2 separate regions of the Mus musculus genome follow, and region 1 is linked to region 2. A link is a contact called in ENCODE Hi-C or POLR2A ChIA-PET data. All regions are on one chromosome and are shown on one strand. Each heading gives the region's core, a stretch centred on a gene start or an enhancer-like site at or near the end of the contact. The rest is flanking DNA. Distances are from core to core; before and after follow the strand shown.

Region 1 (5,239 bases), core at 22-2,521, 51 kb before region 2:
ACTTAGGGATACATTGCACTGCAGAGGCAAGGCTGATGATAACAGGTCTTTGATAACAGATCTAAAATAGCAGCAGTTTAACAATCTAGTCACCTAGTTACCGGGGGAAACAGAACAGGCCCTGAATACTCTCCCCGGCTTCCAGGAGAGGTCTCTGTTAACGTGGAACACACACAGTTCTTATGAAGCACCGGGCTGCTTTGCTAATGGCAACTGTATACTGCTAGAGGAAAAATATGCTCATCTTTTCAAAACCTATTTGCTGATTAATTGTATAACAGGCAGGATGTATCACACTGAGGTGACACAAATCCCAGCAACTGAAGACACCTGAACTGTTTCCATCCGATTGCTTGTTGTCACACGAAATTCTTGAGAGCACAGAAAGTACTCAGATTGTCTGGACAGCTCCTGGGAGACCAAGACTAAATTAGGCTGAGTGAAGAGCTGCTCTACATTGTGTCTGAAAGTATGTAAATAACCTGAATATCACTTTACAGAGGCATAAAACCGCACTAGGGGTTGTTGTAAAAGACTTTTGAGTCTACCCTCTTGAGTAAGTTAGGAACTTTATAACAAAAATTCACATGTGTACTAAGTAAATAAAACCAACCCCCCCCAAAAAAAAACCCCTCTTATGCTGATAAATATATCATTTTAGTCCTAGAAAGGGAAAAGGTCTTTTAAAATAATCTTATTTTGTGTTATCCATTAAATATCTACACATGTGCCCAGCTGGAGTCACATGGGCTCTATATGTGTGAATGGACTACAGTGTCTACTGTTGATGCACACTGTCTGGTCCAACTCCTGATCTGTTGGGAATATGACCACAGAGCCCAAGAAAGGACCCTGCTGTCTACAAGGAAAGCTTTGGAGCTTTCCCCTTTCATCCCGTAGAAAACGCTTTTTAGAGACCACAGCTGCTGGCTGACTGTGAGCGGTGAACACTGGTTCACCTTAGAAGAATAACATCTGCCAAACAACAGACACTGAATGAGGCCATGTTGCCTTACAAGTTACAACCTCTTCCTGGGAAGGGACAACTCCCTCTGAACGGCAGTTTCTCCTGCCTGGAGATGAGATCACACGGGGAGAGAGCTGCTATGTTTCTGCCAAGTCACTGTGGAAACGCTAAGAAGTGCACACGCGGTAGCCAGCATAGGCATGCCAGTCAGTGTGTCAGCTCCTGAGATAAGCAGCGGCTCCACTGCTCACAGAACGTGTTATTATGCAGTATCATCCTTCCCTCCGGCTCTGGGCCTCTGCCATGTGTCTTGTGGCAGTGGAACCAACACAGACGTTTGCTCAGTTTGCAATGCTGCCAAGTGCGGCAATACCGCCATGACTACAGTGAGTATTCACCCAGGCTCCTTGGTTTGGATGGAAGATGAGCAGCCTGGTGGGATCCTTTGGAGGGTAAGATGGTGATGTTTTAGAGTCTCCCAGGCTAAAGCAAAGTTCCCAACCTGCTCCACAGACACAGTCCGGACTGTGGGGCTGCTTCTTGATACACAGGCACACTCATGCCCCGGTGCGTGGCCTTTTCCAACACCGAATGCTTTCAGGTAGGTTCAAAGTCTGGGCAGAGGCACTTCCAAAGTTTGGCAAGGAGAAGGAGGCAAGGCTGCTAAGTGGGGCTTTTACCAATGTGCTGTCTCATGTGACCCGGATGTCTGCGCAGGTGACTTTAGGTTGTGGATGGATCATGCTTTTTCTTCTTGCCGCGACAGGACTTGCAGACACAGCAGATTATACAGGGAGAGGCCAGGAGCAGCAAGGGTGAGGTCACCAAGGCAATGACACCTAATCCCACAAGGATCCCCACTACCTGGAAATTGAAGAGAAAACCCTATGTCAGCAGGTATGTCATCTGAGATGTATACATTCCCCCAAGTGTAACAACAGCCTCTACAGTCTGGATGCTGTGCCCACCCTGCCATGCCTGTCGAAACCCTAATACTCAGTGCGATGGCACTTGGAGTGGGGAGCCCTGGGTGACACTGTGAGACCCTGGTGACACTTGGGAGCCCAAGAGCTTGCCTCCATTCTTAGCTTTCTAGCATGGGAGAACACGGTGAGAAAGCTGTCATCTATGAACTGGGAAGAATGCTGTGAGTGTAACCTTCACGGCCAACTGTTCTGGATTCAGAGTCATCTAAGAGGCACACCTCTGCGTGGAGGGGGACATTTCCAGGCAGGGCTAACTGGGGAGGGAAGACTCGTGATGATGTTCCATAAGCTGGGCATTGGACTGACTGAATAACAAAATTTTAAAAAGAAGAAAGGCAGACCAATGCTATCCTATCCTCTCTCCCTGACTCCTGTTCTGCTGAGACATGAGGAGTCCCGACCTCAAGTTCCTACCACCATGAACTCTGCCATGCCCTCGCGGTCAGGACAGACTGTATCCCTTCAAACCATGAGCCAAATTATGCCCCTGCTTCTCTAAGTCCTGAGACAAGCAACCAACACAAGGACCCATTCGCAGACCCTGCCCACGCTGATACCTGGTCCTCAGACTGCCAGCAGCCAGGACAAGGATGAATCATCTCAGCTGTTTCAGTCACCCAGGCTATGATAATCTGTTAGGTGAATGGCTAGGATACTGTCTCAGGCAATTTTAGCAATGACATCGCTGGACACAAACTACAAAGGACTACATCGAGGGTGAGAGCAAACCAAATGTTAACACAAGCTGAACCATAAACTCTAAACTCTGAGCTGTGGCTGTTGGCTCGTTCTCTATTGGGGCTTCCTCAACAGTCTCACAGGGGCATTAATAATGATCATCGTTAGGATGTGAGCATTGGTTTCTTCAAAGGAAGCGTAGCCTTTGATAAACACAAAACACTATTAAAAAACAAACCACGATTCTCTTTGAACCTGCCACATAAACACACAATGGCATGTACTGAGGGATCTGAGGCCCTGCAGGAGCCCACAGCATTGGAGACTCTGCTTTGATGCTTAATATGCTCTAACTGCTTGTAGGAAACTCCTCCCATGTTTTGCAAGAGCAAAGAACAGGGGTATGTTCTTTGGCTGGTCACCCTAACGTTCTGCTCTCTGGTGCCTCTGTCCCTCAACAATTGTGCTCTTGACTTAACTTCAGGCCACAGCTCCATTGTTCTCTCTCTCCTCCTCCTCCTCCCAGAACCTCCCAGGAGGGCATGGGAAAGCAAGGAAAGCCATCCCAAGTCCAATGAATCTCACGTTCCCTTAAGGTGGAGCCTACCTGTGTTCGGTTCCACATTACCGATGCCCTCGAGTGGCCGAGCTTATTCCTGCATGGCCCTTTGTCATAGTGCCTGAGGAATATGTCATTCTGAAAAACAAAGAGAGGAGTTTCAGTCATCACACAATGTAGGGTGGAGAGGTGAGCATCAAGTGTGCAGTTCGCCTGATGCTATCAGTGACTTCCTCTAGGAATCCTGACAGGGGCAAAAGAACAAGGAATGACCTGCTCCACCATCTCAGGCAGGTAAGGGACGGTGAGCTCCGGCAGAGGTGTGCAATGGAATGGGAGAACCATAAGTCAGGAGCAAGCCTGGTGTGACCAATGCCAGCGACTGACAGGGGAAGCCAGTCACGAGGTAGAAAGAGAGTAATACACTAAATGAGGAAGCAGGAACAGGAATTATAGGAAAACTACTGAGGAGAAAGAAAAGAAATAACCCAGAGATGGACTTGTGGGTAAAGATGGACGTGCTGAACTTGACATCCAAACAACACACCCAGAGGCAGATCATTACTTATACCTGGTCTTCGAAGGAGGGGCCTGAATATCAGTTTACATAAAATGGGGGTGGGGCGAGTATCACAGAACTGAATAAGCTTGTGTAGAAGAAAAGTGGACTGAGGAGCAGATTTGTTCAGGGAAGACACGAACAGACAAGGAGTCTGGAAAAGACACTGAGGGACAGCCAGAAAGGTGAGGTCAGAGGAGCTAGGAGAAATGGCAGCTGGCCAAGATATCAAAATCTTGGGATATTGGGAAGTATACGGTCAGGATATGGCCGCATGGTCACTTGAGTGCCCAGTGCTAACTGGAGGAAGGCGGATATCAACAGCGAGAGGCAACTGGGTTCAATGGAAGCTTGGCTTGTGAAGAAGAGGGAGAGTAATCAGGGAGAGGACGACTGGTCAGCTTGAGAAGAGACCGGCTCCACCTGGAAACAGCACACGACAGACAGAACGAAATGGCAAAGGCGTACAAGAGAAGTTGAGATCACACGGAAGAGAGAAGACAACTGAAGGTGACAAGTCCCTGAGGCTCCATCTTGGCCTCTGACACTGCATGGCTGAACATGAAGCCAGGCGCAAACACAATGCCCAGCACACTCAGTCTCCGTTTGGGGCTGTCTCAGGCTTGGGCTTTAGAAAAACAATCCCCCTTTCTCTGTCCCAGGTTCTCAACCTTCCTACAAACACATCAATACCATGTGGCATAGAACACGGCCCTGTAGAGAGACTCCCTTGTGTGCTGTGTGGAAGCATCACCTGTCAACAAAAAATTGATGGCCTGCTAGCAAAAGGTGGGAAGCAGAAGGTGGGGTTTCCAGTGAAGAGATAGGAACTCTGGGAGTTAGTTAGTCAGGCGCAGGAAGATTTGCCCTGGACTCTGAGGAAGTCTGATGTATGACACTGAGGAGTGGTAACTAGCCGTGTGGCAGACATAGAATAGAATAAATGGGTTGGTAAGCTGCCAGCCCAAGCTTACTTTATTCATACATAAATAAGCCCCTGGGGTGTTTATTTAGGAACTGGGGTGCAGGTGGAAAAGCCCGAGGTGACACTGCCCCACAAGCCAATGCCCTCATCTGAGAATATGCCTATACAGAATCTGGCAGTAGGTAAGCCTGTGCGGGTACTTCCTTAATTAGTGATTGATCATGGGAAGGACCGGCCCTTGATGGTGCCACCGTTGGGGTGGCAGTCCTGCATTCTATAAGAAAGCAGGCTGAGCAAGCCATGAGGAGCAAGCCAGTCAGTAAGCAGCGCCCTGCCATGGCTTCTGCATCAGCTCCTGGCTCCAGATCCCTGTCTCTCGTGAATTCCTGCCCTGACTTCGCCTGATGATGTGGGAGAGTAAGCTGAATAAACCCTTTCCTCCCTCTCCGAATGTCTGTGGTGTTCCATCACAGCAATAGAAACCCTACCGAAGACGAGCGTGACTGAGGTCTTACACCAATATGAACACACATTATAGCTTCAGACAGGGGTATCCGTAAACAGC
Region 2 (5,072 bases), core at 2,031-4,530:
CATTTTCTGTTTTTTAATAACTAATGCACTGTGACACGGTAGCTTTGGAACTACTCAATGACCAGCTAATGGCAAATGCCAAATTTAAATGAAAAAAAAAAGTTACAAATTAACATCCTACTGAAAGATGAAGATAAATTAAGACATTTGAGGCTTAGCTGGGAAAGGCGTTTTTTACCAAGTCTGGTGACTCAGTTTCGATCCCCAGAACCCATAAGGCGGAAGATCCTGACAACTGTCCTTGACCATCATACACACAATCAATCCACCAATATAATGCATTAAAAAAAAAGACATTTAACCTAAATGTTCGAGGCTGAGGGTGTAGGTCTGGGGTAGAGAGCCAAATTATCATGTTTGAGATCTTGCATTTAAACTTCTGCACTGCAAAAAGGCAGAAGATAAACAAACGCAGGTGCGGTCACAGCGCTCTAACTTACGCAAGACTCAGATGATATCAAGAAAAATATCAAAAATCAAGTATCGGAAAGCACATGGTTGAAATGAGAAACAGAAAAATAGTTTTGTTTTGTTTTTGTATTCTGGTAAAACAACATAAGTGAAAAAGTTGCCACCTATTGAGATTCACTGCCAAGATGACAACAATTCCTTCGCAACGGAGGTCACTACTTTTTACCTGGCTTTATGTCCTCAGCATCTAGCACCTTGGAAAGAGTCATTGACAATAGACAAATTTTATGACTATATATTAAAGGCTTGGTTCTCATTCATATTCACTCCTAATAAATCAAAAGCAAAGCCATTGGTAACTTAGCATAACTAGGGAGTGTCTATAAGTTCAGGCAGAAATCTCTGGAAGAAAAGTCTATGGACTGAGGGGCAGCAGCATCAGAGAGCCACTCCTTGAATTGCCAGGCATGACTTTGCATGGTAGCCTGGTCCCGTCCCCACATCCAGGATGATCAGTTCCATAGAGCAGGGTCAGTCCCCTGAACGGTTCGGACTTTGCTCTTGCACCATCCTCTGAGGGCAGGTGATTCCTGACAGCTGCCTCAACTGGTGATATCAAATACCAAGAATCCCACCTAAGGGGAGCGCGATGCCACACCAAAAAGAGCCAGGGGAGGCGCAGAAGGCTAGACTAGCATCAACTTCGGAGAAACAATTCCCAGTGTGTCTAAATGATCCCAGGCTTCTGGAATATTGAAACAATTTTTCCAGAAAGAAATTTCAAATGCACAATTTTTTTTTTGGTCCTGATTAAAAGTATTCACACTGTTGAAAACAAAGATATTTTCCAGGAGGCTAAATAAATCATCTTGCTGGGTAGATAAAGTTTTTTCATTCTTTCTTTTTTTTTCTTTCTAGAGAGAGCATACTTTCCATTTTGCTTGTACAATTTGGCCAAAATAAATAAATAAATAAACAAACTGGGTTCATAATCTAAGATCCTAAAACTGATGATTTAAAGACATGTCTTACACTGACCTAGTTTAGAAATCTGGATGGAAAAAAAAAAAAAAAAAAAAAAAAAAAAACCCTGCCAGTGCACTGGGACCATTCATGAGAATGGGGCTTTTGAACGCTGAGAATATTCGTCGGGGCTCAGCACAAAGATATTTGGCATCCATGACTGTAAATATTTGTAAAACCCTGGGTAAATGGTCAGTGTTTGACCACACTCAAGCCTGCCTTCCAGCGCCATAGTGGAGGCTGGAGTTATCTAGGGGGATGGCCCAGGAGATGTTAGCTTAGGTTTTCTCTTACTGTTTATTTTCAATTAAAAAAAAAAATCCAAGCACTTGGATTCTGTGACTTGACATCTTTTTCCCGTTCCCTGCGCACGTTAATCTTGCGGTTCTTCATTCTGGATGAGTGAAGGCTCTTAGAAGGTACTTCAGAAACAGAACTAACTCATTCCCCACCTCCCACCCTTCCCTCCTCCCTCCCTTTCTCCCTCCTTCCACTACTTCCAACTTGATGCCCACTGCAAAGCAGAAAATGCTAACCGCGGTGCCCAAGGGCAGGCTGTGGGGTGGAGAAACTGGTAGCTTTGCACTTCATTACACAGCTATCTCCAAGTGGGTTTGTGGGTCTGCTTTAGATTTCTTTCCCTTTTTTTTCTCCCTCTCTTTCAGTTCAAGGTAGTTTCGGAAACACTTAAGGGTATGATGCCCATGAGGAAAAGGAGTGAGGTTTACAAAGAGCCAGTGAGGAGGAGGAGGGACCCAGCGAGGGATCATCTGTGAATGGAAGCAGAGAGCTAGAGACTCACCTCAGGGGAAGCTGCGGCAGATACTTTAACTGCCAACAGCCCCGTGAAGGCTGGCTGGGCTCCTTTTGCCTCTTGCCCACACCCTAAAAACTGAGTCATCTCAAAGTTCATTTATTTTGCTTCTGGGCAGAGACACCCCTCAGCCGCTGCTTCAGAAATGCTGAGGACCATGTCCTTCAGGCCATACCTCCTGCGCTAAAACCGACAGAAGTGCCTAGCCAGAAGCCCCGTGGTAAGGGTTCCAGCTCGGGTTTTGATAAGGTCGCTGGGGCTGAAAGTGCGAAGAAAGAAACCAGTGGAAACATACAGAGAACTGTCTTCTGAGAATTCGGCAAGGGGTGTGTGTGTAAGATTAACAGCAGAATCCCCGGAAAGGGCCCTGGGAGGAGCTCGCCAAGATACCCTTCCTGGGTGAAAAAACGGGATCAGTTTCATTCTAACATCAACTTGAAAACAGGGCAGAGCCTCTCTCTCTCTTATCAGCAATTACCTGATAAAAAATAATCACCATAACGTATAGCCCAGAATCCACGGTTAACGTAACGTATTATTCATAGCTTTGTGTGTCAACATACTACTGTGCATTTCCAAATAACAGAAGGTAGACAGCCAACTGTCTCTCCCGGAGACACACCAGAGGACTGATCCGATATGCAGTTTATGATAAGGTCTATAGAGATCACTCTATTAGAAAGTAAACTGATTTGTTTCGACCTTTTCAAAAGCACTTATTTTAAAAATAAATAAAGTTAACAGGTGTTTGAAGCATTGGAATGCATGCAGTTCTGCATGGCTTAAGCCCTGGAAATAGAATTTAGCCATAACCACCGGGTAGCCTCGGTCCCGTCCCTCTCCGTATTTTAGCTAGCAGCCTTCTTGGCTTGCAGCGCCTGTATCCTGCGCACTAGCACCCCTTCTAGACCTACCTGGCTGGAGCTGAAGTCCTCAGGCTGCTTGGCGTCTCTCTAGCAGGTCCAGCCTGGGCCAGCCGGGGCAGCGGGCACACCGCGGAGGAAGGGCTCTCTCATTCTCTTCCCTCTCCCTGAGTGCTCCGCCCGGCTGACAGCTTTACACTTTTGCAGGATTGCCACAGGACTCCACGCCCAGACCTACAGCTCGGGAAGAGGAGGAGTCCCTCTCCGCCTCCTTGTCTTGACAGGCAGGAACCTTGCAGAACCAGCCAGCAGCTCGGGGCGCGCAGCAGCCAGAGCGTTTATTTATACAGGAAGCTCGGCGCCGCACTTCCTACTTCCCATCTGGGTCGCACTTCGACTGCAGGTGATGGCCTTAACCCTGTCCGATCCCATGCAGGCAGAGCGCAGAGCAGTGGCTCTCAGGTCGGGGACCTGGCGTTGCCCCAGGAATCCTGCGCCGGGTGTGAGCAGCACCCCCCACTGCGCTTCCTCCTGCTCACCCGCAAGCTTCACCTTGCTTGGCCTGCAGCTCTTGCAGTCTCTGTGTGTCTTCACAGGCCACCTTTCCTCTTCTTCTTTTAACAGCCCTTGACTTGCCTGCTCACCTCCCTCAAACCCTTCCTACCCCCACCACCATCACCCTCCGCGCGACCCACCTCAACTCAAGTGTGTACTTTAGCTGTCCAAGTGCATCTGATGTGGGCAAATCAAGTTAGAAGCCTTAGTATACTTACAGTGATTTCACTTCAAGTGCTTTGTCAATAAAAGACGTGAGAAGCACATGTAAGGTAACTAGTTATATTTTCACTTAATGGAAATCCAACAGCTATTCCAGAAAACAGGAGTAGCAAGCCGCCATGACAGCGGATGCTTAATTATTACTGTGTTTTTAATAAATGGCAAACCCTCACTCTCACTGCCAGCCCCTACAGGTCACAAGAACAAGCCCAAACCTGTTGAACATTGCAGTTTTGAAAGATCTCTGGCACAGGGATTTTTCTGTGGGCTTTCTGCAACCTTCCTTTCCTTTAGCAGCTAAGGTCAGGATGTACTTCCTGAAGGGAATGGGGCTCACAGATGCTTCCTGGGACAGGTAAACGGGTGCTGTAAGGAAGCAGTCCACCTCTCAGCTGCTGGGAAAGCCCAGTTCAGAACACCGTGCGCATGCGCATGCCCCTATATGTAAAGCTAGAGGGGAAGAGAGGGACTGCAGACAGTAGAATACACAATAGGGACCTAAAGGTCTGAGTGGTACTTGCCTTTAATCCCAGCACTCAGGGAGGCAGATCTCTGAATTCGAGGCCAACCTGATCTACAGGGTGAATTCTAAGACAGCCAGGGCTACACAAAGAAAGCCTATCTTGAAAAACAAAACACAAAAAAAGGAACCTAAAATCATACAACCAGAAGACATTTGAGCTTGCAAAGTCCTAGTTATTTTAACCCAAACAAATGAGTTTAAAGAGGGTATTTAGGGGCTGGGCGAGACCACACCTGTGATAGGATCAAAATTGGTTTAGTGAGAAAAATATGTATTAGCAAAAAGTGAGGAGGATGAAGAGCTAACTTCAGATTGAATGGGACTTAGGGTCCCAAGTAACCTACCCCCCAGAAAGATTCTTGGTGCTGTAACCATTCCTGATGGAGGAGAGACAGGGAAGATAAACAGAGCGCCTCCTAACAGACCAGCTCATGCCTCAGTGTTGATACCAATCTTCTGAGCCTCAAGCCAAAGTTCAACACAGAGTCCACTTTTTACATCACCCTGCAATTAAGGTGTGGGCTCTTATCAGCCGGATAAGGGGAGAAGCCACAGCCAATATGAAAGAAAATACAGGCCAGGCACAATCATGCTGCTTTTTGGACACAGAGAACTGAACCACATCAAAGTGGATGTAAATTTATAAAAAAGAAAGAAAGAA

Evidence for each region. Hi-C counts contacts between places; a loop is a spot of excess contacts on that map. ChIA-PET counts read pairs that join two places held with the same protein, here RNA polymerase II (POLR2A).
Region 1: a loop to region 2 is called in a map of heart, with 1.9 times the contacts of the local background. The contact joins the enhancer-like site here to the promoter of Rnf144b in region 2. A Hi-C loop is called at or near these places in 1 of 37 maps with a recorded cell type or tissue (heart). POLR2A ChIA-PET finds 5 or more read pairs at or near these places in 2 of 5 experiments (Patski and embryonic stem cell).

The regions. Positions count from the first base shown.
Region 1 is chr13:47,240,953-47,246,191 of GRCm38, reverse strand. Rnf144b (ring finger protein 144B) reads right to left here. Exons shown (of 8, transcript NM_001170643.1): 7 at 3,239-3,328; 8 at 1-1,831. The coding sequence ends at 1,691. Among named protein-coding and RNA genes, the nearest start is that of Gm52039, 6.0 kb to the right of the region's middle. Within about 2 kb of position 1,271, at least 3 of the 3 ENCODE cell types and tissues checked have a DNase peak (open chromatin) inside an H3K27ac peak, as active enhancers do; they include heart, where a contact is called at or near this core.
Region 2 is chr13:47,192,211-47,197,282 of GRCm38, reverse strand. Rnf144b (ring finger protein 144B) reads right to left here and starts at 3,280. Exons shown (of 8, transcript NM_001170643.1): 1 at 3,163-3,280.